Regions from separate parts of the Homo sapiens genome. Here all the other regions are linked to region 6. Evidence: chromatin loops called from intact Hi-C (ENCODE). Cell type or tissue: A673. All regions are shown on one strand. Links, peaks and the distances in the headings refer to the core of each region. The heading gives the core; the rest is flanking DNA.

Region 1 (5,227 bases), core at 543-4,542, 610 kb after region 6:
CCCTCCACTCCTCCCTCTCTTTTCTCCTTGTCCTCCTGACAGCCAAACCATCACCAAATCCTGTGTGTGAAACCCAAAGCCTATCTGCAGGCTGTCCCCTTCTCTCTATTGCAATAGTCATCTCCAATCCAGTCTCTGCCCAGCAAGCAGAGGGATCTGAGATGCAGGAAATCAATGCTGGTCCTCCTGTTCCACCGCTGTGAGATGCTTCTACTGCTGAGGAGGTATCTGAGCCTTCTGTGCCCACGTGGAACAGCCCCAGCCTCCTTTGCAGGTCACAACGCTCACTGCCTCTACTAGAGCCTCCCTTCAAACACCAGTGCTGCTGGTCATGGGGCACATGCCTGTAATAGCTTGAGACCAGGAGTTCAGGAACAGCCTTGGCAACATAGCAAGAACCGCCCTCTCTGAAAAATAATTTTTTTAAGAAAAAAAAAATAGCCAGGCACAGTGGTACATGCCTGTAGTCCCGGCTACTCAAGAGGGTGAAGTGGGAGGGTTGCTTGAACCCAGGAGTTTGAGGTAACAGTGAGCCCTGATGGCACCACTGCACTCCAGCCTGGGTGACAGAGTGGGACCCTGTCTCTAGAAAAAAATATAAAAATAAAAATAAAAATAAAAAAACACTGCTGCCTCCTCTGGTCATCACAATACCTCCATGAACACCCTTTCCCTTTCCCCCACCAATTGTTCAGATCTCAGGGGAGCTGGGGAGCTCTCACTTCCTCAGGGAAACCTCCCTGCCCACCACCCCAACCCTAGCAGCTTTGAGACCCTGGACCTTCCATCCTCCTTCCCCCCGGTTTGCCGCTTCATTCCTGCCGTGTCTGGCACTCTGCATGTGGTGTCTGAGGGCAGGGACCACAGTGGCTGTCGCTCACTGATCTATCCCCAGTGCTTCGCACAGGGCCTGGCATGTAGCAGGCCTTCAGTCTTTGCTAAATAAGTGAATAAATGAATGAATGCATTTCCAGATGACTGCGACTCACAGCTATAGCACTGTCACACCTTGACCAAGTGTCCCTTCATTCCTATTTCCCACCTCCACATTCAATCCATCAGTGAATCCCATGGACATTAACTCCAAAATATGCACCAAATTCATCCTTTCTGCTTCTACCATGCCCACTCCAACTGGTCTCCTGGCTTCTTCTCTTGTCCTCCCCCATACAGATTATTCACACAGATATAAAGGGCAGCCCCAGTCCCTTTTGAAATAGACAAAATCAGAGTCTACCATGACCCTGCCTCATCCCTTCCAGTGGGCTTCCCACTGCATTCCATCCAGCTGCTTTCTGGTGCCTTCCAGAGCCCTCCAAGGTCTTTTTCCACCCCTTCCCTGACCTGTCTCCCACCTGCACTAACCATACATTCTGCTTCAGTCACACTGGCCTTTGGAGCTTCTCAAAACATGATAAACCCATTCCTACCCCAGGGCCTTGGCACTTCCCCTTCCTCCTGCCAAAGACTCCGCCTTCATGCCCAGCAGGGGCTGTGCTCCCTGGCTCACTGAGGGACACCTGCAGTTCAGCAGGCTGGTGCATAGTAGATGCTCCATCCAGATTTGCCGAATAAGTGAAAGGACCTCTGCATGCCTCTGCATCTTGTACATCTGTTTGGAGCCGAAGTATAGACCCAGATGTGTTATTTTCCCTTGTTAATTACTGCAGAGTAATTATAGTAAGAAGTGTAAGTACAGCAAGCATTAATGGGGAAAAGAACAGATTTCATGCACTAGCTCGCAGAACATTTGAACCAGAGATGGGCCTCCCCGCAGCCTGCTAGAATTCTGGAGGGGGTAATTTGGCCCCCTGAGTCACAGCCTGAGCCCAGCCCACCCCAGTTTTTCACGGCTTCTCGGAAAACCACCTCCAAGCTGGTATCTGCCTCAATAGAAGCCGTGGTGGGGCTGGGGGAGCCTGGGCCTTTCTGGGGTTAAAAATCTTGATTCTGGCTGGGCATGGTGGCTCACGCCTGTAATCCCAGCACTTTGGGAGGCCGAGGTGGGCGGAACACGAGGTCAGGAGTTTGAGACCAGCCTGGCCAACATGGTGAAACCCCATCTCTACTAAAAATAAAAAAATTAGCTGGGCGTGGTGGTGGGCGCCTGTAATCCCAGCTACTCAGGAGGCTGAGGCAGGAGAATCGCTTGAACCCAGGAGGTGGAGGTTGCAGCGAGCTGAGATCGCCCCATTGCACTCCAGCCTGGGCAACAAGAGCAAAACTCAGTCTCAAAAAAAAAAAAATCTTGATTCTATGTGTTTCTGAAAAGCTGGGTGGCATCAGGCAGATGGCTGAACGTCTCTGAGCCTCTGTCTTCCTATCTGTAAAATGAGGATAATTGATATCTCCCTCCTAGGTTGTTGTGGGCCCTAAAAGTGACAACATATGCTAAGTGCCCATTGTGGGTTTCAGCCAAGTTGCCCCCCTTCCCTCCCTTCCCAGTGTGGTAGAGAAAAGACACGGTCCCTGCCTGCCCACTGCAGGCCCTCCTGTGACTCTTCCCAGAAGAAATGGGGCAAGGCTGTCTGTTCATTGATGTGCTTCCTCTATTTTGAAAAACCAGGTTGATTTCAACAAGATTGATGAAAAATGTCTTCAAGATGATTGCTTCAGGCCCAGTGTTTCAAAAAGGAGTTGCTATTGGCAAAGAGGGAGTGCCACATCTTGATGAGGGGGACTGTACAGCTTGTGCGGGGCTGTTTGCCTCTCTGCCCTCCCCAGCCACACCCACATACGGACAAACACTAAATGCCAGTTGCATCCCACTAGGCAGAGAGAACCACAAACGCCCCAGGGCTGGAAACCACCGGGAGAACTGGCCTTGGGAGGTGCAAATGACGTCGGGGAGGAGAGTCTAATGTAAACTGTAAAGTGCTGGAGAGCCAGGGTCATTGCTGATATTCCAGAACCTACTCATTGGTCATTTCCAGCTGCTGGGAAGCGGATCTTGGACTTGAGTTTTGCCTTCCGGATGACCCTGAGACGCCCTCTTGTGGGCATCAGTGGTAGTGAGTGGCAGGTTTTCCAAGTTGCTCTCTCATTTGCAAGTGGAGCCTTGCTTTTCTTTTGGTCTTTTCTTTTCCTTTCTTTCCTTTATGTTTCTTTCCTCTTCCAGTGCTCTTTTATTCAGTGCCACAATTCTTATGAAGATTATATCTCCAAATACCACTTTTCTGTTCTCCAAAGTGTTAGAAGATGAAGATCCAATCTCATATGGATCCTACCTTTAAAAAAATTAATGTATTTTTGCTTTTTGAAGATCATTGTACAAAATTTTGAAAATGCCAAAAAGCACAAGCAAGCCAGTAAAACTCGAGAGTAAGCTTTCTAACTCAACCTAGCAGGCAGCAGGAGAAAGGAATGAGGGTACAGTCTTCCTGGTTCACCAAGTGTTGATATGAGCATTTCCGCAAAACATGTTGGCGATACGAGCTCAATTCTGAGCTCGTGAAGGAGGGTGGACATCTGGGCCTAGGAACTGAATGAGACAAAGCCGTTAGTCACATAACTGAGGATTCCATCTGAGCCTGTCTCCCCACACCCCTCTTTTTCTTCCCACAGAGACCATCCCGTGCAGTTAGTGCAGGGGATGGCATGAGCTCTGGAGTGTTCCATTCATTCATCTGTTCATTCATGGATTCATTCAACAATGCTCAATGATCATCTCTTGTGGGCCAGACCTTGTGCTGGCACCTGGAGATACAAAGCCTAAAATACAGTCCCTGCTACTCAGAACTCATGGTCTAGACTGGACACAGCTAGATAAACAGGAGATTACCAAGCATGCTCTGATGAGGGATGCTCTTACGGGGGTACTATGGGGTACTGGAGGCTAATCCTGGATCCACCACTCCTCAGGTATGTGGACAAGCCACATCCTCACTCTGATCTTCAGTTTCCCCATCTGTAAAAGGGGGATAACAGGACCGGCCTCATCACATTGTGGCGGCGATTGAATGAACATGAAGTACATGCATGAAACGTGTAGCACACAGAGCAGGTACTTGCTAAATACTCCTCTCCATCCATGCTAAATTCTTTCTTCAGACTCTGGAGATCAAATCTGACCAGGATCACCTATGACAGTCAGGTTGCCTGTTGGACTTTTGGGAACATCACAAAATTTTGTATGTAGTCAATGCCAGAAAGGGTGGCCTGGAAATTATCCAGCCAAGTCTCCTTATTTTAGAGAAGAGGAAACAGGGCCCAGAGAGGAGAGGAGTTTGGCCCAAGGTCACACAGAAGATCTGGAGAGCCTCTAGGCTTGGTCATTAAGGTTCCAATCTCTGCAGGGAGAAGGGAGATTCCCTGAACTTGAATCCAAGGCTCCTCAACTTACTGGGTTGGGCAAGTTAGTTCAACTCTCCATGTCTCGGTACCTCCATCTGTAAAATGGGCATAAGAACAACTTCCTTCCTAGAGTGTGTGGGAGGATTACATCAACCAACTCCCAATTCAGTGCTCCATCTACCATACCTAGAATTCATGCAGCTCAGAATTTAGGATAGCAATTCTTCATTCTGAGTCTGTACATTTTGCATCCAGAATCCACGGGTCAGGACTTGGCTCAAGTTCTTCCCTAAGTGTAAAGGCCTCTTGGTGGAAACCTTGGGCAAGAGGAAACATGTTTCTATTCCAAGCAGCAGAGAAGTAAATTATGATCAAAGAGAGTTAAGATCAAAGCAGTGCCACCCACCTCTCCCTCAGATTAACCTTGCTTTACATCAATTCAATGAACATGGCTGGGTCACATTTTAAGAAAATAGGCTGCTTCCTGGTCACTAATAGTCAATTGCCTCTCTTGGCATGCCCAAGATGAATTATAATGGTTTAAGGTCAAACACAAAATACGAACAATTGCATCAAAACATCAGATTAAATAAAAATAAAAATAAGCAAACATCAGAATAAGTTAGCATCTGGGTGAACTCTTGGTAATGGTGGCCACCCCTCAGCCTTTCCTCTTTTCCTTCAAAAATAACTATATGCTCAGAAGCCTTTCAGGGGTCACCCAAATAGAAAAGCAGTCCCTCGAGATTGGTTGCAAACTCCAGTTTATCCATTTCTCTTTCAATATCACAATGGAAAATCACCAAGGCCACATGGAGGTCTGTAATGATTTTCTGTACACTCGTGTAAACAAAAGAACATACAATTTCCCTTCTTTCCCCAGTGGAGTGTTTTATTTTTTATTTTTCCAGTTTAGGGGAAATGTTAAGATGAT
Region 2 (5,227 bases), core at 470-4,469, 210 kb after region 6:
GAGCCTGGCACATGGTTAGTGCTAAATAAATGCTAGTTGTTATTGCTGTTATTATTACTAACGGATGCTTTCAGCACAAACATTCTATCATTACTTGCGGGGGAGGAATTGTGTCAACTTCTGGACTCTCATTACTACAGACTCATGAACTTGTTGACATCCAGCTCGGCTGGCTCCTTCCTCCAGGGAGACCCTCCTAACACAGATTCTTCCAGGGAAAGGAGTGGAAAGAAGTACTCTGTCGCCCAAGGGCAAGAGCCAGGGAAGAGTTCCCACTGCCCTTCCAAGGCAACTGATTCAGAGAAATCCATTTGTCTTCACTGAAGAAAGGCCGGTGGGAATTTCCAGAGAGCTCAGCTTGCCTCGTGGTTTCAGGAAAGAGCAATTTTAGTCCTTCCAGAGATGCTGGGTTGCATCAACTCGGTCAGCCAGGAGTTGGGGCAGGTTCCTGGAGGTCCTGCTTCAATGGACAATAAGATTGGCCTGCAACAAGCAGGAATATGCCTGCGTCCCCTTCCTGGACACAGACAAGGCCTTTGGAAGTTTATTCTTTGGTAACCCTTTCCTCAGGGGTGCAAAAGGAGCTAGATCCTGGGCCACAAGCTCTGTCCCCAGGGCGCTCTGATCTCAAAGACACTCTGAGCTCCAAAGATTATAAGGGCAGGAGTGCTTCTCCAGGCTAAGCCACCCACTCCTGCAATCAGGAACCTGGATTGACAACATCTAAGGGCACCCCGACCCAGGGCCAACGTTTATTATTGACTAAGCTCTCTCCAAGGAGCAAGGACATGACATGCTTCTCATCATTTAATTCTCATACACCGCTATGAGCTCTTATTAACCCCATTTAACAGAAGAGAAAGAAAGGTGAAGTCACTTAGCTAAGATCAAACAGGCAGGAAAGGGTTGCAGTCATGACTAGAACCCAGGTCTGTCTGGATATAAAGTTCAGCAGCTTAATCATCACAGCATGTTGGACAATGCCTTGGGTGTACTCCAGGCCATAATACACAGACAAACTCAAATTTGATGACTCGAAGACAAGCCACCACAGAGCAAGGGGTCTTTGCTTTATAAATTTTGCCATTGAGAGCCCAGTCATTCCTTCCTTTGCTCATTCATTGGACATAAGGTTAAGGGGTTTTGGATGTGGTGAGTCCAATTTCCCAGTCTCCCTCAGCTGTCTTCTGCGTGGGTGGTCCTTCTTGGGATCCGACCTAAATCTCCCCCATGGTTCTGAGTAAGTCAGTCAGCACTGTTGGCTGAGCGCCTATTATGCACCCAGCACAGTGCTGGGCCCCAAGGAGGGAGAGAAGGTCTGGACTTGATATAGCAGACGCTGAGGTGACCCTTGGCTGGGGAAGGGAGAAATAGGCCTGACTTCGGCTGTGAAGAGTCCAATGAAGGGAGACTCATCAGCTCCAAGTGTCTAAAGAACGTGGCCTAAGATCTAGCCAAGAGACAAGAGATAGGGTCAGCAGAGTGCCTTAAGTGTTAACAGAGACAGATCTTGGTTTGAATTTAATGTCTGGGTGACCTTCAACGCATGATCACCTGATGTCTTAGCTTCAGTTTCCCTACCTGCAAAATAGGGCTACCAGCATAATAAGATTATTTTTTTCTTCAACTTTTTTTTTAAGTTCTGAGGTACATGTGCAGATCTGCAGGTTTGCCACATAGGTAAACAGGCACAATGATTGTTTGCTGCACAGATATACCCATCACCTAGGTATTAAGCCCAGCATCCATTAGCTCTTCTTCCTGATCCTCTCCCTCCCCACCACCCCACAAAAAGATCCTTTTTTTTTTTTTTTGAGATGGAGTTTCACTCTTGTTGCCCAGACTGGAGTGCAATGGAGTGATCTTGGCTCACTGCAACCTCCGCCTCCTGGGTTGAAATGATTCTTCTGCCTCAGGCTCCCGAGTAGCTGGGATTACAGTCGTGCGCGACCACGCCCAGCTAATTTTGTATTTTTAGTAGAGATGGGAGTTTCACTATGTTGGCCAGGCTGGTCTCCAACTCCTGACCTCAGGTGATCCGCCCCCTTCAGCCTCCCAAAGTGCTGGGATTACAGGCCTGAGCCACTCCACTCCAAAAAGATTCTTAATAGAGGATTTAGAACGACATGCTCTTGTAGTGCTCTGCGTGGACTTGGCAGACAGTAAGAACTTAGTACAGTTATAGTAGCCTTCGTGGTCTGCAACAACTGCACCCAATTCTGGTTCCCCAGCAAAACTATTTTTTTTAAGGGCCCCAACCAAGCATCAAGCTCTCTAGCAGGGTAGGGATGGGCAAGGTAGACGCTAAATGTTTTACACTCACCAGGGGATTTTAAGTAGGCTTGGGGCAAGGAAGCCTGGACACGAGCCCGCATTGTAGCTCTTTGAGCCTTTGCTCCTGGCCTCTGTCTCCATCTGTACAGAACAATCTGTGAGCAAACTCCGGTGGTTCTTTCGGGAAGTTCTCTGCTGCCCCCTGGTGGACAAGGGAAGTTCACACCTTAGTGCAGTTGCAGCTATGTATGGAGTCCTTAGCTGGAGCACATGCGGTACCAAGCGCCCATGATGACAGGGGTCCTACGTATCTACACACTTGGGGTGCATTTTCACAAGTGACCCTCATTCAGTTATTATGTCAGCTCTGAAGCCATGGAGGGAAATGACTGCCCCATTGTCCCGCAGCAAGCCACAAGGACTAGGACTCAAGTCTCTGGGTGGACTTGCTCTTTGGGTTGGAGGTGTAGGGATGAGTAACAATGCCTAGAAATCACAGGGCAGTGAGAACACCCCTCCACATCACCAGTCATGGAGTTATGGGTGCTGTGCACCTCCAGCTATGCCATGAGGACCCTGAGTGGACAGGCTGTGGCACGAGGCCATGGAAATTGAGCAAGGTCAGACATTGGAGGCAAGGCCTCCTGTCACGGAGAAAGTCACCTTATCATTCCACCATTGGCAGAGGAGGACTCAAAGGTTGACCACACCCTCTGGTCTGACTCCCAGTCAATGTCCCTGATGTCCCTGTGGGTCCAGTCACTGGGTCCTAGTGCCCTGGCCCGGCCCCTTCCTTCTTCCTGGAAAATCTCCTAAGGAGTTGCTTTCCTGGGTCTCCAGCTTACGTTACCTCCTGATTGATCTCTCCCGATTACTAATCTGGTTGACCTTGACTTCTGAAAACCCACCAGTGCCCCTGTGCACTCCCAAGCAACACCCCTTGGGACGGCAACACGATCCCACCTACTGGACCTCAGCCACCTCCCCAGCCTCACTCTCACCACTCCCTTCTGTCCCCAAGCTCCAGACCTGTGGATTTATTTGTATTTTTTGGATAAAAATAAAAATAATTTTCTATTTTCTTCCCTAAGCCTTTGCAATTGCTGTTCCCTGTGCATGGAACCCACTCCCCTCCCCCATGCACCCATCCCACTGCACTGTTGTCTAGCTCACTCCTACTCTTGGAGTCTGACTCCCCTGTCCCGGCCTCTGCTTCCCTGATCACTGCAGCAACCATCCTGTCTTATCACCTTCTCACCTCGTCTGTTCCCCAACCCCAGGCCTCAAGGGAGCTCTGGGAGGCCTGTCATATGCCCATCCTGTCCTCAGCACCAAGCATGGAGTGTGTATTTGGCAAAAGAACAAGTAGACACAAGAATAAATGATGAGGGGAGAGCCTGGGTGCCACAGTCAGGCCTATCTGGCCCCGACTCGGCCACACACTGGGTGACCTTGACCAAGTCCCATCCCCTCCCTGAGCCCCAGTATGTGCATCTGAAAATCGAGGCCTCTATTCCACATTGCACTGGGTACCCCTGAGGCTCTGAGGCCTCCTGTGAGGGGCAAGACCCTCCCCCACAACCAAATGGTTTCAGAACCTAGCAATTCCCATGGACTCTTAGACCCCTGGGCCCCCTAGGAGGGCAGGGACCCCAGAGCCTCCATCCTCCCACCCCAGCAGCCAGAAGGGGAGGAGGGGGCAGCAGCTGTCTGACCACTGTTGGTCTTGCAACTTGTGTCCCCAGGTTAATTTTTAAAAAGCAGTCAAAAGTCCAAGTGGCCCTTGGCAGCATTTACTCTCTCTGTTTGCTCTGGTTAATAATCTCAGGAGCACAAACATTCCTGGAGGCAGGAGAAGAAATCAACATCCTGGACTTATCCTCTGGGCCTCTCCCCACCCCCAGGAGAGGCTGTGCAACTGAATGAACAGCCCTGTCCAAGAGAGGCTAGGACTGGGGCTTCTCCACCCCTGCGCGTCTCAGGCTTCCCATCTGGACCATGGGGTTGATAACTGTAGTCACGCAGGCCCAACATGAAGGTCAGCGAGCCATCTTGGTGCACTGTAAGCGGGCTTAGTAGGATGATTTTATTCCTATTAATGATTCATTGTTATTTATTTATTCTTATACCAGGCCTGCCTCCTCCAATGGCAGACACCCCTGAGCCACCACACAGGTAAGGCAGTGGACAGTTTACAGTTCACTTCCTCACACATTGTCTCTCTTGGCCTCTTGACAGACAGAACAAGAACTGTTTTCTTCCGTTCACAGATACGGAAAGTGGTCTTTAGCGAGGGAAAGCCACCTCCAATATCATGCAGAACAAGGAGAAGTTGGGGGCTACCACCTCCTCATTACCATCATTAACTAAAACATCAAAGATTGAGAAACTTTGTGAACACAAGGAACACGAAGATAACTGTCCCAGAAAGCTAAACCAAGACAGTAACTGTGCTTAAACTTACATCATGGCTTTGAGCTTCCTAGCAGCCAAAGCAAGAAGGGAATATAATCACTGGCCAAGGTTAGGGTGACGGAGCAAAGGAAACACATTTATGAATAGAAGCACACTTGTTCTGGATACCAGTGAAAGAGGGATGTACTGACTGAATCTTACAGAAGGGACATGATACACCATTTGTTTCTGCACTGACTACATGGGGGAATCCTTTGATTCTCACATAAGCAGGGGTCTTAATCTTGGGACTGCCTGCCCGAAGGGGTCATTCCCAGCTCTAACAGAGAGGTGGCTGAGAGTATGGAATGTTCCATGCCAAGAGCAGGGAGGAAGTAAGGACAGTAGATTTAACCACTGGAGAAGGGAAATTCATAGAGAGGCCTTTGGTATTGCTGGCAAGAGTGTGAGCTCACAGACAACGGACCTGGGTTTTAAAAAATTCTCATTTAAAATCTTAAATTTAGGCTGAGCGCAGTGGCTTACGCCTGTAATCCCA
Region 3 (5,227 bases), core at 565-4,564, 180 kb after region 6:
TTTTAGAGGAAAATATCCAGTTCATAGGTAAGTCATTCCCGGGCGAATGGTAGGCAGACATTGACTCAGGGGAAAGCTATGTATATTCCTAGAAGAAGAGCTAGATCCTGGAAATGACAGGGAGTTTCAACAACCCTGGAGTCTTTTGATTTCCCAACCATCCATAGAGGCTTGTCTTTACTAAAAGACAAAACCAGGCTTTAGGATGTTTCATTTCCTCTTGTTGGACCATCATCCCATCACCAAACAGACATTTAGAGGATGCGGCTCTGCATCAGGCCCTGTTCTGGGCATTGGGATGTGATCCTCACGCTCAAAAAGCTCATTGGCTCATGCCTGTAATCCCAGCACTTTAAGAGGCTGAGGCGAGTGGATTACCTGAGGTCAGGAGTTCAAGACCAGCCTGACCAACATGATGAAACACTGTTTCTACTAAAAGTACAAAAAATTAGCCGGGCATGGTGGTGGATGCCTGTAATCCCAGCTACTTGGGAGGCTGAGGCAGAAGAATCACTTGAACCCAAGAGGCGGAGGTTGTAGTGAGCCAAAATCACGCCATTGCACTCTAGCCTAGGCAATAGAGTGAGACTTTGTCTCAAGAAAAAGAAAGAAAGAAAGGAAAAAAAAAAAAAAGCTCCTCGTCTAGTGGAAAGCCTGACTTTAGTATCCTCTGGGGTGGGGGTGGCGGGGGCAGGCAGTTAGAGGAAAGAGTGGTGGCCCAGGGGCACCAATGGGTTTCTATGGCTCTCCATCTCTCCCTAGAGTCTCGGCTCTCCCACGAATGCAACTGCTGCCCCAGCCTGTACTGGCCTCCTTTCGTTTTCCCATCTGTAAAATGCAGTAGTGAGCCAGACAGAAGTGAATTCAATGATCTCTGCATGGAGAATTTTGGGAAATGTAATGAGTCCTATGGCCTCCACTCATGTTTTAATTATAGATGGACAGCAAGCTCTGTTGGCAAAAATTTCACAACAGGCCCTGGACCCATCTGGCTTTTCCTCTGCGTGGGGTACAAGTGGAGCAATGATAGATGATTGTCATGTGATATAAGAAGAACCTCCTTCCTCACAGACCTTCTTTCTCATCTCCGCTCCACCTCAGTACTGTGCCACGCTGCCTTGCAGGGTGAGCCCCAGACTGGGCTCTGCCTCTTCCCACCAAGACTTCAGTCTCTAGCTGAAAAATGGCCATAAGCCCTCCTGTGTAATGTGCTGCTGGGGTGCTGGAAAGAGCAGAGAGCAGCGACACGGGGGCTCACCTGGGCCTAGTAGAGCCTGGCCTCCACCCTCTGGGGATTCTAGATTTGCATCGGACAGTTTGGTCTGAGAGGCCAGCTTGGCCCAAGCGAGAAGAATGTCACCCTGTTTCTGGGTGCATTTGAGAGCAGCTTTGTGACAGGAGCTGATGATCTCCATGACAAATGAGTCCCTAAATGAATCCTCGCATCATGGAGTTGAGTGTTTTTTGTTAGCCCCCAGAGGAAGGGAGGGAAGAGAGATGGAGGCTGAGGAAGGACACAGAGAAGCGCCCAGCAGGCCTCTCACCAGCACCCCTGCCTCCTTCCTGGCTCCTTTCTTTCCTTCCACCCATGTTTGCTAAGCTCCCAGTGTGTGCTGGGCCCTGCGCTGGCTCATAGACCTCAGGGATGAAGCATCCACAGTCTCTGCTGCCCAGCAGACAGGAAGAGAGAAGCCCAGTGTGATCAGTGCTGCAACGGAGGGGAGCCCGGGAGACTGTGGGGACTCAGAGGCGGGCTCTGACCTGTCCTGGCGGGTAGGGGGTGGCAGGGAAGGCGTTCTAGGGAAAGCTTGCAGGACGAGTCCACCCAGTGGAAGACAGCACTCCTGAAAGAGGGAGAACCACCGGCACAAGCAGAGGATGGAAGCAAAGCTTTGGGGACTGGAGCGCGGGAGGTAGGGGTGCAGGGTGGTGGAGACCACAGCCGGAGGGATCAGCAGGAGCAAGAGCCCAAATGGCCTCGAGTCCCAAGCTGGGAGCTCAGACACTCTTCAGAGGCCCGAGAGTAAGCCAGGGCAGGGTTTTTCCAGGGAAGGATGGCTGGGCTAACTGGAGGAGAGTGGATTGAAGAGGATGGACCGGGGGGCAGGGGGTTGGTGGGAGGGCCCCCTGATTACTCGTGTTGCTTTCTTCACTCTCTCGGAGAGTGCATCTTGAGGGCCTGCTCGTCTCTCACCACGCATCAGCTGGTCAGCCCCTCCTGGGGCTGGGCACTGGCTCAGGAGCGAGCTGCAAAGCGCAGGCCTGCACTCCACAAAGCTTCCTTTGTGATGAACCCGGGTCGCAGGGGCATGGTGCTCTGCTGCCCTCTAGCGAGGGCTGGGTATGCGCCCTGCGGGGCCCAGCCGGCTGCTAAGGTCCCTGCAGGCCTTCCATCTGTCCTATCCTCAATCGCGTCAGGAGAAGTGGAGACTTACTGCTCCTGAGGAAGGAATGCAGTCTGCAGACAAAAACAGGGTGAAGAGGAGAGGGGGTACACAGAGGAACTCAGCCCTAGCTGTGGGAACAGGGAGCACCGTGGTCAATGGGGGTGCCGCTGGCTGGGAGCCCAGTTTAACAGCTTTAGTTTCCTGGAATGAATAAGCCCAGACTCCGAAGGATGGAAGCGTGGTAATAGTGATGATGGTGGTGGTCACGGTAGAGATTTTGATGATGCTGGTGACAGTGGTTGCAGTGACCAAATGACTATGGCGTCTGCTGGTTACATAGGTATTGGTGGTGATGGTTGAGTTTTGGTAATGGTGGTGATGGCGTTATGGTGATAGTGGTGGTAATGATGAGGATGATGGAAGTAGAAACAGTGGTGGTGGTGATGAAGGAGGTGGCTAAACAGCTACTATGAACAGTCTCATATATGTCTTTTTTTCTTTTCTTTTTTCTTTTTTTAGACTGGATCTCACTCTGTTGCCTAGGCTGGAGTGCGGTGGTACCATCTCGGTTCACGGCAGCCTCAACGTCTGGGCTCAAGTGGTCTTCCCACTTCAGCCTCCTCACCCAGCTAATTTTTGTAATTTTTGTAGAGATGGGGTTTCACCGTGTTGCCCAGGCTGGTCTTGAACTCCTGGCTCAAGTGATCCTCCTGCCTCAGCCACCAAAAGTGCCGGGATTACAGATGAGAAGCACCATGCCCAGTCTCATATATGTCTTTTGTTGGATATTTGAACTCATTTCTCTTAGGCAGAGACCTAAGTGGAATTGCTAGATCATGGGATAGGGATTTGTTTAGCTTTAGTAGATACTGCAAAATTGTTTTCTGAAAATGGTTCACAAACAGTACTGCCTGTCTTTTTAATTGTATTCATTTCATTCTGGTATGTGTGTACTTGTATCTCACTATGGTTTTCATTTAATTTCCCTGGTGACTAATTATGTTGGGCAATTTTCATATGTTTATTAAATATTTGGATATCATATTTTGCAAAATGCCAGTTCAAATCTTTTGGTCAGTTTTAAGTTGAGTTGTTAGTCTTTTTCTTACTGGCTTGTAGAAGCTCTGTATATATTCTGGATAGAAGTCCTTTGTCAGATATGTGTATTGCAAATAACTTTTCCCAGTCTGGTTTGCTTTTTTACCTCTTAAATGCAATCTTCTGATGAACAGTTTTTCATTTCAATGTGGTCCAATACATCAATAGTTTTTATGTTTAGTGCTTTTTTGTGACTTGTTTAGGAAACTTTTGTCTACTGTCAATGTCAGGAAGATATTATCTAGATTTTCTTCTAAATGTAGATCCATCATTAATTTTAAATTAATATTGTGAATGATGTAAGGTATGAAATCAAGGATTTTTTTCTTTCCCTAAATGGATATCCAATTAATCCAGCCCAATTGATTGAAAAGAACAATATTCTCACAACTGAGGGCAGCGCTTCCTTTGTCATAAATCAAGTGATGCATATGGATGGATGCGTTGCTGGAGGCTGTTCTGTTCCATTTGCTGGTCTTTGCACCAATACCACACTGTCTTGATTATTGTAGCTTTACATTAAGTCTTGGTATCTGGTAGTATAAGTCCTCCAACTTTGCTCTTCTCCATTATTATCTTGGCTATTGTAGTCTTTCGCATTTTCATATAAATTTTAGAATCAGCTTGTCAATTTTCATTTTTAAAAGTTCCTGCTGGGATATTGATTGGGACTGCATTGAATCTACATATGTCAGTTGCAGAAAAGTAACATCTTCACAATACTCTATCTTCTAATTCATAAACATAGTAATTATCTCCTTTTATTCAGGTCTTCCTAAATAACAGCAATGTTTTGCTATTTTCACATTTTATTTCAAATGCCTTTTATTAAATTTATCTCTAAGACATTGTGTTTTTTGATGCTGCTCTAAATGTTAAAATTTTAATTTCCAATTGTGTATTTTATATGTAATTAGCAAGTAATATATAATATATGCATATTGACATTGTATCAGAGACTTTGGAGATTCTTAAGAATTTTCTATATACCTATACATCTGTGTATGTATGTATGCTGTGAAAAATGACAGTCTTATTAACTTAATTCTTTCTTTCCAGTTTCTACATACATTGCTGCCTTACTGTACTAGGATGATGGTAAGAGAAGAGGAAGTTATTTTTATTATTAAATATGATGTTACCTGTAAGCTTTTTTTGGTAAAGAACCTTTATTCAATTAATAAATTTCCATCGTATTTCTAGTTTGTTGAAAGCTTTTATTTTTATCATAAGCAAGTGTTAAATTTTACCAAATGTCTTTTCTGTATTTATTGAGATGACCATTTGATTTTCTCCTTTATTCTATCAATGTGTTGAATTACACTGATTGACTTTCAAATGTTCAAGCAACTTTTGAGTTACTGGACTAAATCCACATGTATTACGCATTTTCTGTATTGCTGAAATGATTGGCCAGTAATTATTTGGAATCTTAACAATTGTGCTCAGGAGAACTAATGGCCGGCAGTTTTCTTTTCTTATTATGTCATTGTAAGGATCAGATATCAGGGTTAGGCTGGCCTCATTTTTTTAAAAATGAATTTGGAAATTCTCCCTCTGGCTCTGTTGATGACATTTTGTCTAAGATTCATTTCATTACTTCCTTAAGTGTTTGGAAGATTCCCCGGTGAAGCCATCCATGCTAAGTGTTTCCTTTGCGGGGAGGTTTTTAATTACAAATTCAACTTGTTTAACAGATATAAAACGATTCAGATATCCTACTCTTTTCTCTTATGCATTTT
Region 4 (5,227 bases), core at 785-4,784, 480 kb after region 6:
GAGGCTTTTTTAGGTAATGGAGATGGCATCCACCAATCTTCTGCTTTAACCCAATGTGTCTCTTCTGAGCTCCAGGGAAAATCAGAAAATCTGGAAAATTCTCCCTTTGAGCTATCTTTGTCCACAGTCTCAACCTTTCTAGTACCACTGAAACTTTTCTTTAATTAAAAACAAAACAAAACAAACAAAGCTTGTTGCTCTTCATGGATTTATTCAAAAATTTTAATTGAACACCTACTATGTGCCAGGCACTTTAGCTGTAATAATGTGTTCATTGTAGAAAAATTAGAAACTACACATAAACAACCAGATGTCCACCAACAGTAGAACAGGTAGATACATTGTGGTATAGACATAGAATGTATTACTACACAACATCAAAAAATGCACAAACTGGCCAGGCGAGGTGGCTCACACCTGTAATCCCACCACCTTGGGAGGCTGAGGTGGGCAGATCACCTGAGGTCAGTAGTTCGACACCAGCCTGGTCAATATGGTGAAACCCCGTCTCTACTAAAAATACAAAAATTAGGTGTGGTGGCGTATGCCTGTAGTCCCAGCTACTAAAGGAGGCTGAGGCAGGAGAATCACTTGAACCCAGAAGGTGGAGGTTGCAGTGAGCCGAGATCATGCCATGTACTCCAGCCTGGGCAACAGAGCAAGACTCTATCTCAAAAAAAAAAAAAAATGCACCAACTATAGTCACATGCAACAAAAATGCATTTTAAAACCGTAATGTTAACTTTAAAGATACATACACACCCCCACAAAATACATCCAGTACGATTTCATTTACATACATTTCAAAAATAGGCAAACTCAAACTATTCTTTAGGGATGCCTACTTAGGTAGTAAAACCATGAAAAATAAAAAGAGATGATAGGAAAAAGCTGCCTTCCAGGGAGTGGAAAAGGTTTCGGTGAGAGGCTTCTAAGGATCGCTTCTTGGCCTTTTGGCTAAGATCAAGTGAGAGGCTTCTAAGGAACGGCAATGAGGGTAGTTACATAAATATCCACTTCATCATTAAATGCTACATTTATAGCTCATTCACCCATCTGTGTGTTTTCATCTTTTAAAAAAAAAGTTTAGAAAATCCAGATAAAAATCAGGAGGAAAATAAATTCTGCCCCTGAATGTGAACATTTTGGGCACATTCACCCAGCCACTTCTTTTCTGTGCGTGCCTCGTTTTTATTAACCAAAGTAAAATCTCACTTTAATTTTTATTTTTTCATTTTATTTCCTCATCAAAGATGTTACCCTCCGTCCTGCCCAGAGGCACTTGCACCAGCCTTACACGTGTGCGGGGCTCGGATAGAGGAACTGTCCTTTATCATCATTCAGCCAGTAAAGGGAAATGACATGGACTTCCAGGCAGCTTATTTTGCTGTCAATCTTCCACCTTTGAAATTCTGATAAGAGCATGAGCCTCCTTCTACAATTTACAAAACAACATCTTTGGGCCATTGCCCCATTTTACAGATGGAGGAACTGAGGATCAGAGAGGTAAAGTCACTTTTTACCCAAGGCCATAGAGCAAGCAGCTCACTGGCAGCCTTGGCTTCTACTTCTCCCATCTTGCTGACCCTCCATTTCCCACCCCTGTCCACCCATCCTAATCTAAAAGACCTGTTCTGAGTCCTTGGCCTAAGTAACATGACCCCATCTCCACCTAGTCTTGCTCCTTTCGGGGAGTGTGGTGGCTTTCTTAGGGCCTGAGTCACACAGCCATCACTCAAGGGAGGGAGCAGGATGGCTCCCGGCTCCCAGCAGAACTTATTGCATCATCACTCATGCCTTGCCAAGTCTTATTGCTCCAACATCCCCTAAATGATAAAGTTGGATTCATTAAGTGTAAATTCAATCAAACTTGAAAGAGAGAGAGAAAATAAAAGTGACTTGGAATAAGAGAAATGGAAGCACCCGTAAGCGGTTGTTTCTTTTCCTAGGAGAAGTGGCCTCTGGGCCCTGTGTGTTCAAGGCAGCAGGAGTCAGTGGAGTCAGCAACTTCCCAGGGTGAGGCTGACCCTGAGAGGCAAGTCCTGCCTCTAGCACATGCTGGCTGTGGGACCTAAGACTCAGTTTTCTCATCTGTAGATGGGGGAATATCTACCCTGCGTGACTGCACTGAGGATAAGATGGTATCTTGTGCATCATCAGCTTATAAGAACTTTCCCACTGCTGAAGCAGCGAACTGTAGGAATATACCCAGATAGGGATTCCTGGGCAGCTTGGGGTCGGCTTGTAGATGTGAAGATGGGGGAGAGGAGACGTTGGATCTCAGGATGCAGAATTTGAGTCTCTCACACGTTGTTCCCAGAACTATGAGACTGTGGTGCACAAGGTGAAATGCCTTTTATATCAGGGTGTGTGTGTGTGCATAAAAGCAGAATTAAAAAAAATGTTTACCTGTACTGTGGCAGATACAGAGAGATATGCTAGTATTTTTTAAATTCCTTTTCTCCCCAATTCAACATCCACTAAATTGATTTCATGACCTACTAATGAGGGCCTTGGCCAACGTCACAGAGCAAGCTAGAGGTGAAACGGGTTAGAACTAGATCTCCTGGTCGCTAATCCATCTGCTGCCCATTACCTCCCGCTGGCAGGTGTCCAGCTTTGGTTGAGTTTTGTGTGAGTGCTCATCCCCGTGAGTGAGGGCCAGGAAGCAATGGGGGACTCTAGGTGTGGAGGTCCAATGGCCTGTAAACCCCCCAGGCTGGAGCAGACCTTCCCCCTTCACAGGAAGGTCTAACGTGAGTCTCTGCGCCGCCTAGGAACCTAATAAATAGGGGTTGAATGAAGGGAGACATGCAGAGACCACCCCAACCAGAGTCTGATCCTGCCTCTGCCACTGTGTCGTCGTGGAACCTTGGAAGTGGCACTTCTGCAATCTGAGCTTCACGATGACCTTTACCGGGGTGTGCTGGGGGTTGGGGGCTAAGGTTCTATCCGCCTAATGAGGAAGGGTTAATAGGAAGTTCCTTCTGGGATCCCACAGGCTGCTTTGAAGCACTGCCACCTACTGGTCACTCTCTCTCATTACACCTCGTCACTTGGAAGAGGGCTCTGTTTTCGGAGTATCTCCTAAATGCATGATCCTTTCCATGGTTCAAAATCCACCCATGACAGGCAAGTTCTCTTAATCCTCAGAACAACCGTGAGAGAAAAGCAAGTATTCTTAAATCCATCTTACATATGAGAAAATTGAGGGCCAGAGAGGTTAAGCCACTCACTCAAGGACACACAGGATTTTCACATGGATGCCCAGATTCCCAATCCAGTGCTCCTTCTGCCCATTACAAGTAGCAATCCCCAGCAGGCTGGATTTAGCCACAGGCTTTACCTCCAGCAGGCTAAAGGCTGAAAGAGTGGATTGGAGATGCACATCTTAGACTGGTCAGAGGGAAGTGGGGTGGGGTAGCTTGTTTGGATGTCGCCAAGAAATACTGTCAGGTGCAGCACGTTTCTTACTGGTTAATCAGTGCTGCTTCGGGCACTCCAGAAGACCTAGGTAGAGGACTGATTTCGAGAAATGATGTGGCTAGGAGCAGTGGCTCAAGCGTGTAATCCCAGCACTTTGGGAGGCTGAGGCCAGCGGATCACCTGAAGTCAGGAGTTCGAGACCAGCCTGACCAACATGGTGAAATCCCAGCTCTACTAAAAATACAAAATTAGCTGGGTGTGGTGGCACATACCTGTAATCACAACTACTCAGGAGGTGGAGGCTGCAGTGAGCCAAGATCATGCCACTGCGCTCCAGCCTGGGCAAAAAGAGTGAAACTCCATCTAAAAAAAAATAAGTAAATATTATATGACCATTATGAAGTGCTTGGGGGATGTGACAATAACCAGGCTAACTTGGTCCATGTAGACAGCCAAACTGTCTTGCTTAGATCTGGCAAGACCCTTGCTTAGACCTGTTTTCTTTCACAAAGCAATAAACAAATAGAGATGGAATGGGTGGTGGCTGAGAGGCTGGTTGTAGTGTCCTACTCCAAGGGGTTCAAATTCCATCTCTGCCATCTTACTCGCCCTGTGACCTTGGGCAAATTACTTAAGCCAAGCTTGTCCAACCCCCGGCCCACAGGCTGCACATGGCCCAGGACGGCTCTGAATGCAGCCCAACACAAATTCATAAACTTTCTTAAAACATTATGAGATATTTTTGTGATTTTTTTTTCAGCTCATCAGTTATCGTTAGGGTTAGTGTATTTTATCTGTGGCCCAAGACAATTCTTCTTCTTCCAGTGTGGCCCAGGAAAGCCAAACGGTTGGACACCCCAATAAGCTGCCTATAAAATGGGGATTCTCTGTTTCTTCATCTGTAAAACAAAAACATCCATAATTGTTTCTTGTTGGCTGTTGTATAAATTAAATGGGCTAATATACATAAAGCATTAGAGAGTGCCTGGAACGTGGTAAGCACTTAATAAATATTAAACATTTTTTTAAATAGGAATTGAGAGGAGAAGTCTGAGTTGCACCGACCTGGATTAAAATCCTAATTTTGTCACTGATTCATTTCCCAACCTTGGGCAATCCTCCCCTTTTCTGGGCCTTCCCCACTCAGATGGCTGGAGCATTCTGCTGGGCCATTCTCTGCTCCTTCCTGTTCCTGCTGCATGATGACCATGTCACCATCCGCACCCACATTCAAGGTCAGCGGGGTGGGTAGGTTTGGCTGGTGTGAGGCAGGGTGGGCAAGCTGGGACACATCTGTTCCCTTGGTTAGAATTGCGCTCTTATATTTTTCCCCTTAGAAACTATTTTATGCAGCAAGGTCAAGCGATCAGGACTGCAAATCAATTTAAACAAAGGCGCTGAGACAGATACCCTTGAACTTCAATGACTTAAAATAGCCTCGTTGTCATCCTTAGCCAAACGCTCAGTACCTGAGTTCACTTCACCTGTCATCACCGACTAATAAACCATCCCTTTTGTGGAAACTGATCAGAATGAAGCCTTTGAATCAAAGTGGATGTGAGGCCTGCTTGGATTAATAGAGCTGCATTAGCCCCCTCCCATGTTTCCAGGATGGCTACAGAGGTTGATGCATTCTTAGGGAAATGAATATCTTATTAATATTAGGAAGACCAGACTAGCCATCTTAAGAATGACCCTGGCTGCTCTGTGGGTAGCCAAGTGCAGCACAGCCTTCTTTATGGAATGCCTCAAAGTTCTGCCTTAGAAACCAGGGTGGAATTGCTGAAAAAGGGTTGGTGAT
Region 5 (5,227 bases), core at 709-4,708, 550 kb after region 6:
TCAGGGTTGGTGGAGAGGGTGCAGTGAGCACTGGGATTGGAGTTGGTGGAGGGGGTACAGTGAGCACTGGGATTGGAGTCAGGGTTCGGAGAGGGTGCAGTGAGCACTGGGATTACAGTCAGGGTTGGGAGAGGGTGCAGTGAGCACTGGGATTGGAGTCAGGGTTGGTGGGGAGGGTACAGTGAGCACTGGGATTGGAGTCAGGGTTGGGAGAGGGTACAGTGAGCACTGGATTGGAGTCAGGGTTGGGAGAGGGTACAGTGAGCACTGGGTTGGAGTCAGGGTTGGTCCCTGCTGTGCTGCTGTTCTTATTGTGGGCTCTTGAGTGCAAGTCATTTCTCCTCATTGGGCCTCAAGGTCCTCGTCTTTAAAATGGAAGTAATAATTCACCTTTCTCACAGGATAAAGGAATCATAACATTCCTGACCATAATTGAGTGCCTACTGTGTGTCAGGCCTATTCTAGATGCTTCACATACATTATCTTATTTAATCTTTACAAGGACCTCATAAAGCAGCATCGCCACATTTTGAAAATTAGGAAACTAAGACACAGAGAGGTTAAGTAACTAAGCCTAGGCCACCCAGCTGGGAAGCGGCAGAGATAGGATTTGAACACAGGCAGGCCGACTGTGGAGCCCTAGCCCATAGTCTCGACCAGTACTGCCTTGTGGGTATAAAAGCACTTTATGCACAGGTGACATCTGTCATTACCATTATGCTATCGTTTGTTGTGTCCTGATTCAGGCTCTCAATGAAAAGGCAAGATCAGAGAAAATGAAAAGAAGTTACTCTGCATGATAGTGAAAGACCACTCAGGGGACAGATGTGGCAGACACAATCACCAACACAATGCTTCATGCTTGCTCAACTAGGGAAAGAGGAATAGATGAGATGGAGCAAAGCTAGGGAGAGGGGCCCTGCAGGAGCAATTGATGAGAACAAAGTAAGAGGCGAAGCTCCAAATAGATATTGACCAGCCTCCATCCTTGAGTTTATAGGGGCGGGGGGGACCTTCTATATGCAAAAACGAGTGGGACAATGACAGGATGGGATAAATAGGTAAAGTCTTGACGTTTGAAAAGTGGTACATTAACCGGTAGTGACACCACCCAGGGCCTGTTAGAAATGCAGGATCTCAGGCCCCACTGCCAAGGCCTATTGAATCAGAATCTGCATTTCACTGGATACCAGACATTTCCTTTGCACGTTAAAGTTGGAGAAGCCCTACTTTAAAGCCATGTGCTGACAACTTGGGAGACTGTGCGGCAGTGGATCCAGAGGGAGAGTCATGACCTAGGGAGCAGATCCTATTTGAAAGATGCCGAGGCCGGGCACCTTGGCTCATGCCTGTAATCCCAGCTACTCAGGAGGCTGAGGAAGGACAATCGGTTGAACCCAGGAGACGGAGGTTGCAGTGAGTGGAGATCGCGCCACTGCACTGCAGCCTGGGTGACAGAGTGAGACAAAGAAAGAAAAAGAGAAAGAGAGAGAGAGAGGGAAAGAGAGAGAGAGAGGGAGAGAGAGAGAGAGAAAGAGAGAGAAAAAGAAAGGAAGAAAGAAAGGAGGGAAGAAGGGAGGGAGGGAGGGAGGGAGGGAGGAAGGGAAGGAAGGGAAGAAAGGAAGGAAGGAAGGAAGGAAAGAAGGAAAGAAAGAAAGAAGGAAAGGAAGAAATAAAGAAAGAAAGAGAAAGGAAGGAAGGGAAGGAAGAAAGGAAGGAAGGAAAGAAAGAAAAGAAGGAAAGAAAGAAGGAAAGGAAGAAAGAGAGGAGAGAAAGAGAGAAAAAGAGAGAGAGGAGAGAGAGAGAGAGAAAGAAAGAGAGAGAAAGAGAGAGAGAGAGAGAAAGAAAGAGAAAAGAAAAGAAAGATGCCCAGTTTATATTTTTGCAAAGGCAAAGGATGCAAAGTCATGGAAATTGAGTCACAGACAGTATAGGAATGGGTAACAGATACACACATATGGGATGAGGCTGCGGTATGCTCTGAAAAGCCTTCTTTTCAAAGACAAGAACTCTTAGAGTTCAGTGGCCCAGCTCAGTAGAAATGACACTGATTGGGGTCTCATCCGAGCCCTGACTACTGCCCTGTGGGACCTTGGAAAAAGCCAGATTAAGGAGTAGACTGCTGGACAACTGCCCAAGGCACAAATTCACCAGGTGAGCTGAAACACTGCTAGAATAAATTGGTGGAATCGATGGTTCCACTTCCACCAAAGTAGACAGCGCCCTCCAGTGGAAGATAAAAATACAGCGTTTCTCCCAAGCATAGCCCTCTGTTCTTCAGGAGGCACCAGAAGTTCTGTAAAGATGTGTTCCATGGAGCGGGGCTGTTTACTGGGAACAAGTGACTTCTTTCATTATCTAAATATAAAATCATTTAATATATCTGCCAAAAAGCTGTACAGTTTAGCAAGTTGCAAAAGAAAACTATATAGAGTATAAAGACCACAGAAAAGTGGGAAATGCTGGGCAGGCCTTTTTCTTGACGTAAACACCACCACTTCTGCCCAAGATTCATTAGTAAGAGAATCCCTTTTTCTGTGCAATTTCTATTAACAGCCAGTCTCTCTCTATCCTCTTGAAATACATGTTGGCATGGTGGCTCACGCCTGTAATCCCAGCACTTTGGGAGGCCAAGGCGGGTGGATCACAAGCTCAAGAGATCGAGGCTATCCTGGCCAACATGGTGAAACTCTGTATCTACTAAAAATACAAAGATTAGCGGGGCGTGGTGGCGGGCACCTGTAGTCCCGGCTACTCGGGAGGCTGAGGCAGGAGAATTGCTTGAACCCAGGAGGTGGAGGTTGTGGTGAGCCGAGATTGGGCCACTGCACTCCAGCCTGGTGACAGAGCGAGACTCCATCCCCCCCGCAAAAAAAAATACAATAAAATTAAAAAAAAAGAAAGAAATACATCCTGGGCAAATATTTAAGGCTATTTATTTGAAGGGTTACGAACTAAACTACCAGCCTGGACCACCCATGGTCCTTAATCCCACATTGCCCTTAATCTCTTCACCACCCTTTTCTTCCCTCCTCAGGAGTAGTAGGAGGCTCAACGGAGAAAGTGGATTTCAAAAAAATGCAACAAAGTGCCTCAAACTATAAACCCAGCAAGGGACTCTTCAGAGGCAGCAGCGTTGACAAGGTCCCCAGGTAGCATCACTGCTTCCTGCTCTGACGTGAAACGTCCTGGTAAAGAGATTGACTGAACATGAGACGAGGACAAAGAGGCAACATATGTGGACCAGAACCCGGGCCCTTTATACCAGACTCTGCTGTGAGTCTTTTAATGAACAGACATTTTGCTAGCTGCTGCTGGGAAAGTAGAGATGTTTGATTGTAATGCTTCCTTCAAAGAGCTTATAAGCTACTACAGATAGTGACTAATGACCAAGGCTAGATAGATTTGGTTCCAAAATTCTCTGCCATCTAATACCTGGATGACATCTCAGTGACCCTAGCAAGTCACAGCCCTTCTCGCAGTGCTGATTTCCTCGCCTATAACATGGGCAAAGCAATTCCTCTCATTAGGGATTGTTATGGCAGAAATTTCGTTCCTCTTGCCTCCCGTTTCCCCATGGACAGAACGCAAAAAGAGTAACACTCCTGGCCTCTTGCCCCGCCCCTTCCCCTCTACCCCTCAGAGGGGAAGTGAATGAGTTACCTGATGTGGGGCCACAGCCTTGGGACCACAGTTCTTGGTGGGTAGAGCTAAGTTATTAAAAGACTGTAAGACTAGGGATGTTTCCTCTTTTCATCCCTTTTCTCCATACCAGGGCTAGGCAGGAATCCTCAGTAGATGAGTGACTCTGAAGCCCAAACTTCCCCCAGCAGGCCTTTCCAAGTTCTCTATGGGGGACCCTGTATGGGATCCTGTATGGGTGCAAAGAGGGTTATGAGCCAGCCCTTTGACCACAAATAGGAAGTCATGCTCTCCAATCAGTTTATCAATAAAAAGCTAACATTGATGTCCATTCGCCAGTCTCCTGGATTTTATTTCCCAATTGATCCTCATTTCAGAAGGGGAGAGAGAAGTGATTTTTCGCCGAGCCTCTTAAAGTCTAACAAGGGGCCAGGTGCAGTGACTCACACCTGTAATGTCAGAGCTCAGGTAAGAATCGCGCTTGAGGCCAGGAGGTGGAGACCAGCCTGGGTGACAGAGTGAAACCCTGTCTCTTTAAAAAATAAAAAATAAAAAAATAATAATAAAAGTCTCATAAAGGCATGGTGAGAAGAAAATGAGATATGTATATGTATATAAATTACCTGTTTCATAAGAGGCATCAATAAAAGATGATTATAATCATGTTGGCCCAGTTAGTAACCCAGACAGAGACTTTTTATCTAGGCCCGGGAAAGACTGAAGTTGTCAGTAGAGGCCTCCATGAGGAAATCAAGCATAAATTGGGCCTGGAGAAATGAGGAAGGAAATGGGAGGGCATTTCAGACAGGAAGATGTACATGGGTAAAGGTATGGATTTCCTCAACATTTCTTGCCATTTGTCCATCTTTGACGTCACCCTCTCCCTTATTGGGGTGGTTAAGTCTTCCTTAAGAAGGAAGGGTGACATCACCCTCTCCCTTGTTGGAGTGGTTAAGTCTTCATCTTCATTCCTTCTGGGTGGTCCTTCTGTTCTCACAGCTCTCATCCACATACAGCCATTCTCCAATGTCAGCCTTCCCCTTTTCTCTCATAATAACAGAGGCTTCCCAGAATAAAAGCTATACTCCCCCACCTTCCTTGCAGCTGGGTTTTGTGCCCATGTGAGTCAGTTCTGGCTAATGGGGAGTGCGTGCCAGTGATGCGTATAACTTCCAGGCCATGCCTTTGAAAGAGAGGACACCTGCCCTTCCTGCTTGCATGTCCTTTCCGTGTTGGAGGACTCATTTCTGCCCTTCTTCCCAGAAGCCTTTCCTCATAACAGTGACAAATGAAAGCCACCTTGGATCATGTGGATAAAGAATACATCCCAGACCAACACAGAAGGAATCTGCATTATAGGCAGCTTTGTAAGGCAGAGCCTTCCTAATAACTAGGTGAGAAACAAATTAACTAGTATTTTATGTGAACTACTGTTATTTGGTCTCTGTCATATGCTGCCAGAATTATCCTAGCCAATACTAGCTGCTTATCACTGTTATAGGAGTGAAGGCTTCCTGGAAGAGGGAAGGGCAGGGATGTACCTCCAGGTATACAGCACAGCATAGATACAGGTATAGAAGCTGGA
Region 6 (5,227 bases), core at 1,105-5,104:
TTTTTTTTTTTTTGTATTGTTAGTAGAGATGGGGTTTCACCATTTTGGCCAGGCTGGTCTCAAACTCTTGACCTCGTGATCCACCCACCTCGGCCTCCCAAAGTGTTGGGATTACAGGCGTAAGCCACCGCGCCCAGCCGTTATTATTTCTTTTGTAAATGTTTAGTAGCATTTACCAGTGAAGCCATCTGGGCCCAGAGTTTCCTTTGTGGGAAGCTCTAACTACAGATTCAATTTCTTTAATAGATATAAGGCTATTTAGGTTATCAGTCTCTTCTTGATGACCTTTGGTAGTTTTGTCTTTCAAGGAATTTGTCCATTTCATCTAAGTCTTTAAATTTATTGTCATAAAATCATTTATAATATTCCCTTATTAGCCTTTTAATTTCTGTCATATCTGTAGTGACATTGCTCCCCTATCCCTGATACTAGTAACTTCTGTATCCTTTTTGTTGTTTTTGTTGTTTCCTGATTAGTCTGGCAAGAGGTTTATCAGTTTTACAGATCTCAAAAAGCTAACTTTTGATTTTCCTTTTTTTTTTTTTGGTTTATTTTTGATTTTCATTATTTCCTTCCCTCTGCTCACTTTGTTTTAAATTTGCCTTCTCCAGCCCCAACCCCCAGTTTCTTAAGACGGAATCCGAGACCATTTATTTGAGACCTGTCTTCTTTTCTAACACAGAAGTTATTACTATAAAGATCTCCCTATATATCAACAGCATTTCACCAATTTTTATATGCTGTTTTTTACTTTCATTCAATTCAAAATACTAACATCTCTTTTGGTCTCTTCTTTGACCCATGGGTCATTTAGACATTTGTTACTTAGTTTCCAGATGTTTGGAGATCTTTCAGATCTCTCTGTTATTGATTTATAATTTAATTTATTGATTGATTTTAAGGCTCAAAATAGTGTCTGTCTTGGTAAATGTTCTGAATGAACTTATAACGAATGTGTATCTTGCTGATATTGGATGTGGTGTTCTATAAATGTCAATTAGGTCATGTTGGTTGATAATGCAGTTCAAGACATCCTTACTGATCTTCTGTTTGCTTCTGTTCTACCCATTAGGAGAGAAATATATTGAAATCCTTGAGTATAATTGTGAATTTGTCTATTTCTCCTTGTAGCTTTATCAGTCTTTGCCTGATTATTTTGAAGATCTATTTTTAGGTGCATAAACATTTATGATTCTTATGCTATTTTGAAAAGTTGGCTTCTTTGTCATTATGAAAATACCTTCTTTATGACTGTTAGTAGTCTTTGCTCTGAAATTCATTTCATCTGATATTAAAATAGCTACTCCAGCTGTTTGGGATGAATGTTAGCACAGTATGTCTTTTTCTATATCTATCTTTAACCTACTTATATCTTTATATTTGAAGTGGATTTCTTGTAGCAGCAGATGTAGTTGGGTCTTGCTTTTTCATCCACTCTGACAATCTCAGCTTTAATTGGGGTATTGAAACTGTTTGTTGTGTGTTTTCTATTTGCCCTGTTTATTCTCTGTTCATTCTTCCTTCTTTTTCCAGGCAAGGGTGAGTTGAATGCAGCCTCTGGGACAGGGGGATGAAGGCAGTGAGGCACAGAATGAGCACTGGACTGGGAGTCAGGAGCGCCCACCTTCTGGTTGTGATCACCCTCTCCTCATTCTGAAGGAACCACTCAGGTCTCTTTCCTCAGCCTCCCCCACCACCTGGTTGAGGGGTGGCAGAATGGTATCTGGTACCCAGATTTTATACCTTGTCACAGAGCAAGGAGGTGGCTTCTGGGTCAGTGTGTTTGTGTGTGTGTATGAGTGTGCATGTGTTTGTACATGTAGGTGTATGTGAGTGTGTGCATGTGTGAGTGCGTGGGCATGTGTATTCTTTGGCGCTCACTCACCGGCTGGCCTTTGGACCCAGGCTCCCCCTGGTTTCCAGGGAGCCCCGTTCTGCCCTCTGTTCCTCGCTTGCCAGGGGGACCCAGCTGTCCGGGTAACCCACTCTCACCCTTAAAGAAACACACAAAAAATTACCAGTCAAAGTGGGAAGGGGTTCTAAGGCAGGAGGAGGCGGAGGGGGCCTGGGAGAGCCAGAACAGTGATTCCACAGGGTACCCGAGATTGCAGAATGCTGGGGCAACAAATGGAGGCCTGGTGGGGTAGGGGTGACAAGACTTTCACCTCCCAAAGAGGAAGGTCTCTGTCTCTCCTCTCGCATTCCGGGCCCTGCCTTCCCCTCTCCTCTCCCACAATTCCTCTCCTCCTTATTGCTTTTCCCCAACAGCATGCAGTTCCCTCCTTCAAACCTCAGCTCACACTCGTAGAATGCCTCCTCCCCATTTATTTATTTATTTTTATTTTTTTAGACAGAGTCTCGCTCTGCCGCCCAGGCTGGAGTGCAGTGGTGCGATCTCAACTCACTGCAACCTCTGCCTCCCCAATTCAAGCGATTCTCCTGCCTCGGCCTCCCGAGTGGCTGGGACTACAGGTGCCTGCCACCATGCCCAGCTAATTTTTGTATTTTTAGTAGAGACGGGGTTTCCCCATGTTGGCCGGGCTGGTCTCGAACTCCTGACCTCAAGTGATTCGCCAGCCTCAGCCTCCAAAATGCTGGGATTACAGGTGTGAGCCACTGTGTGGCCACCTTTTCCCCTTCTATTCTCATTCACATCTTCCCTGGGTCAAGGCCATCGCTCCCTCCGCCTCCTGTGTCTCAGAGGGTTCCAATCTTTCCCCCAATTAAACCTCGAGCTCAGAGAGGGCAAGAACCACATCTGAGTCATTCATCTACATCTCCCCTTCAGTGTCCAGCCCTTGGCTCTGACGGATTCATGGGGGCCCCCTCCTCCCACGCGGCACTGGGAAGCTTTCTAAGGATGCCTTGGGGATCCCGGCTGCAAGCAACGTGTTGTTCCACAAATGTCCACGAGAGGGCGCCCGTGGACAACTCAAAAACCAGTTGAAGGTTTCAAGGGCCTGGTAGGGGCGATATTTACAGCTCCCCAGATGAACTATCATTCTGGTTCAAGCTTGGGGCAGGACCCCCAAGCACTGCTGACGGAGAAAGGTCAACAATGTGGACTCCATTTTCACACAGGCCCTGGGACATGGGTGCCCAAAGGGTCGGAACCACTAGAGTCTGCATCAAGGCAGAAAGGGCAGAGGGTGGGTAAGTGTATTAAGAGGTATCTGACCTTGAATCCTGGGGGTCCCTGTGCTCCAGGTAAGCCGGCCACACCTGGATTTCCTCTCTTCCCAGCAGGGCCCATGGGGCCAGGGTCCCCATCGTCTCCCTGCTCCCCCTGTTAAGAAAGCAGGCAGAGGAGGGTCTCTTGTGTTTCACGATACAGCCAAGGAAGCAGATGGCTCAACGCCTGGGCAAACCCTGGGTGAAGCTGGAGGAAGGGGTCACACTCCAGGATGGAGGTCAGACGGCCTGTGTGTGATGTGGCTGGACCAGGAGGACAGGAGGAGCTGAGGATTGTGAGTGGGGAAGGGCGGGATTCTGAGTGAGGAAGGGGCGGGAGAGGAACCCTATCCACCAGGCAGGGGAGGAAAGGAAGGTCTTTCTGGGTGCTGGCATCCAGGAGAGACAGTCAGAAGGTCCACACTCCCAGGTGCCAGGGGAGGAGATGGTTGCCCACCCCAGAGAACTTCTGGATGTGTTGGTTCTGCCCATCCAAGTTTCCAAACGGGCTCCTCTGGCCCATGGCCTGGGGAAGTTCCCCTACACCTGGTCCCAAATGGAGCCACCATCTGTTAATGCCAATTCCCGCTCACCTGCTGTCCTGCTTGCCCGTCCCTGCCAGGAAGCCCATCTGGTCCAGCGATGCCCTCGAGGCCCTGTCTCCCCACCACGCCCCGGGGCCCTGGCAGCCCCTGCAGGCCCTGGGGGGTACATAAAAAGCTGGTGAGGGCATTTGGTGCAGGGAGTGGGAGGAGGGCGGGTGTGGGGGGCGGGCAGGGAGGTTGGCTGGAAACAGCAGCTGTAGTCACTCACCTGGACCCCCCTCCGGCCTGGGGCCCCTGCCTTGCCTTGCTTTCCCTTTGGTCCCTGAAAAATCAAGGGCCACATGATGGAGGCTGCCTGGTAGAGGTGTGGGACCCTAGGGGCTCTGGAAGGAGGGACTGAGAGGATTGTGGGCCCCTGGGTGAACATCTGATGCCACAGATGTACCCAAGCACTCTGGCCTGGAAGCCTGGGGCCAGAGCTGGCCTTGGAACCTCCTGGGGCTGTCACTGAGCCTGCTCTGGGCCTTGGTGTCCCCTCACTGGCATTGACAATTTTCTGGGAGGAGCCAGAGGCCACAGTTCCACTGGATCTTTTAGAGACTAGGTATCACCGAGGCAGGCAGGTGAGGGGGGCGCACCCGGGGGAGGGAAAGAGCATTAAGAGAGCACTGGCCCAGTCTGGGGGCTGGGGGAAGGCAGGGGCCCTGGGGCAGAGGCAGGAAGTGGCTCCTGCTCAAGCACCCTGTCTCTGCCTCCTCTTCCTCCAGACCCCCTCAATTGACTTCTCCCAGTTTTCTCTCTACAGTGTGGTGAGCCCTGGGTTCAAGTCACTCTGGTTGGCCTCAGGCAGTTGGCTCCCCTCCTGGAGCCCCAGTGAAATGGGGCTGATTGTCCCTCCTCACTCAGGCTATTTGAAGGGAGATGGGGTCATGGCCAGAAGCAGCCTGCCGGGCTCCTGGTGGGCCGCCCCTCCCTACCCTGCCTCGCAGCCTCTGCAGCCTGCGTTTGGTTTGCTGTGTGACTGTGGGTCAGGCTTCCCCCTTCCTGGGACTCAGTCTCCCTGCTGAACCCCCGGCCCTCTTACCTCTGCGCCTTTCGATCCTTTGGGTCCCGGCCACCCCCGGGGTCCCGGATGCCCCTGCAAACCAAGGTGAGATGACGCAAGGCAGCCCCAGGATTCTCTCCCGGGGAGGGTGGCCAGTCTCCGCCTGGAGGGGGAGGGGTGGGGAGGGGTTTGGGGGTGCAGGTTCTGGGGGCATCCCCAGGGTCAGGGCAGGAGAAACAGAAATGGCTGCCCCAGACCCTCCTGCAGGGAGGGTCCCTTTAAGCTTTAAAGGGCCTAGTTCTTTAATTCCCACTGCTCCGCCCCACTCAGGGTGGGAGGCAGGGATGGGACACGAAGCACCACTCACGGGTTGGCCCTGCTGGCCTGGCTTTCCACGGAGGCCTTGCACACCCTCCTGTCCCTGGAAGCCAAAGAGAGACAGGTGAGGGGGGCCCATCCTGCAGAG

Evidence for each region. Peaks named below come from ENCODE experiments on the same cell type or tissue, not always from the same donor. Only the 100,000 strongest peaks of a DNase experiment are listed, where the experiment ranks them.
Region 1: it touches region 6 in a loop (3-fold over the local background); 38 of 110 quality-filtered maps call a loop at or near these places.
Region 2: a loop joins it to region 6, with 8 times the contacts of the local background. A loop is called at or near these places in 88 of 110 quality-filtered maps.
Region 3: it touches region 6 in a loop (5-fold over the local background); 90 of 110 quality-filtered maps call a loop at or near these places.
Region 4: a loop joins it to region 6, with 2.6 times the contacts of the local background. A loop is called at or near these places in 25 of 110 quality-filtered maps.
Region 5: it touches region 6 in a loop (2.5-fold over the local background); 12 of 110 quality-filtered maps call a loop at or near these places.

The regions. Positions count from the first base shown.
Region 1 is chr9:113,680,160-113,685,386 of GRCh38, reverse strand. LOC105376223 (a long non-coding RNA gene) reads right to left here. Exons shown (of 3, transcript XR_930254.3): 3 at 1-3,481. Among named protein-coding and RNA genes, the nearest start is that of ZNF618, 190 kb to the left of the region's middle. In A673, for the core only: CTCF peaks have their summits at 2,791 and 2,991 (motif pointing left); a DNase peak (open chromatin) is centred at 2,966.
Region 2 is chr9:114,079,920-114,085,146 of GRCh38, reverse strand. It overlaps LOC107987120 (a long non-coding RNA gene), which reads left to right and starts at 4,078. Exons shown (of 3, transcript XR_001746905.1): 1 at 4,078-4,312; 2 at 4,407-4,449; 3 at 4,545-5,207. In A673, for the core only: a CTCF peak has its summit at 2,481 (motif pointing left); a DNase peak (open chromatin) is centred at 2,456.
Region 3 is chr9:114,105,213-114,110,439 of GRCh38, reverse strand. No RefSeq gene overlaps it. Among named protein-coding and RNA genes, the nearest start is that of KIF12, 8.5 kb to the right of the region's middle. RefSeq lists a silencer at 2,312-2,401. In A673, for the core only: a CTCF peak has its summit at 2,336 (motif pointing left); a DNase peak (open chromatin) is centred at 2,319; H3K27me3 peaks cover 1,203 bases.
Region 4 is chr9:113,805,361-113,810,587 of GRCh38, reverse strand. No RefSeq gene overlaps it. Among named protein-coding and RNA genes, the nearest start is that of ZNF618, 68 kb to the left of the region's middle. In A673, for the core only: a CTCF peak has its summit at 3,034 (motif pointing left); a DNase peak (open chromatin) is centred at 3,007.
Region 5 is chr9:113,734,611-113,739,837 of GRCh38, reverse strand. No RefSeq gene overlaps it. Among named protein-coding and RNA genes, the nearest start is that of ZNF618, 140 kb to the left of the region's middle. RefSeq lists an enhancer at 495-1,043. In A673, for the core only: a CTCF peak has its summit at 2,229 (motif pointing left); a DNase peak (open chromatin) is centred at 2,227.
Region 6 is chr9:114,288,869-114,294,095 of GRCh38, reverse strand. It overlaps COL27A1 (collagen type XXVII alpha 1 chain), which reads right to left. Exons shown (of 61, transcript NM_032888.4): 44 at 5,129-5,182; 45 at 4,801-4,854; 46 at 3,985-4,038; 47 at 3,765-3,872; 48 at 3,179-3,286; 49 at 1,886-1,993. LOC124902252 (a long non-coding RNA gene) reads left to right here and starts at 3,283. Exons shown (of 3, transcript XR_007061741.1): 1 at 3,283-3,467. RefSeq lists an enhancer at 4,690-5,227. In A673, for the core only: a CTCF peak has its summit at 2,897 (motif pointing right); a DNase peak (open chromatin) is centred at 2,905.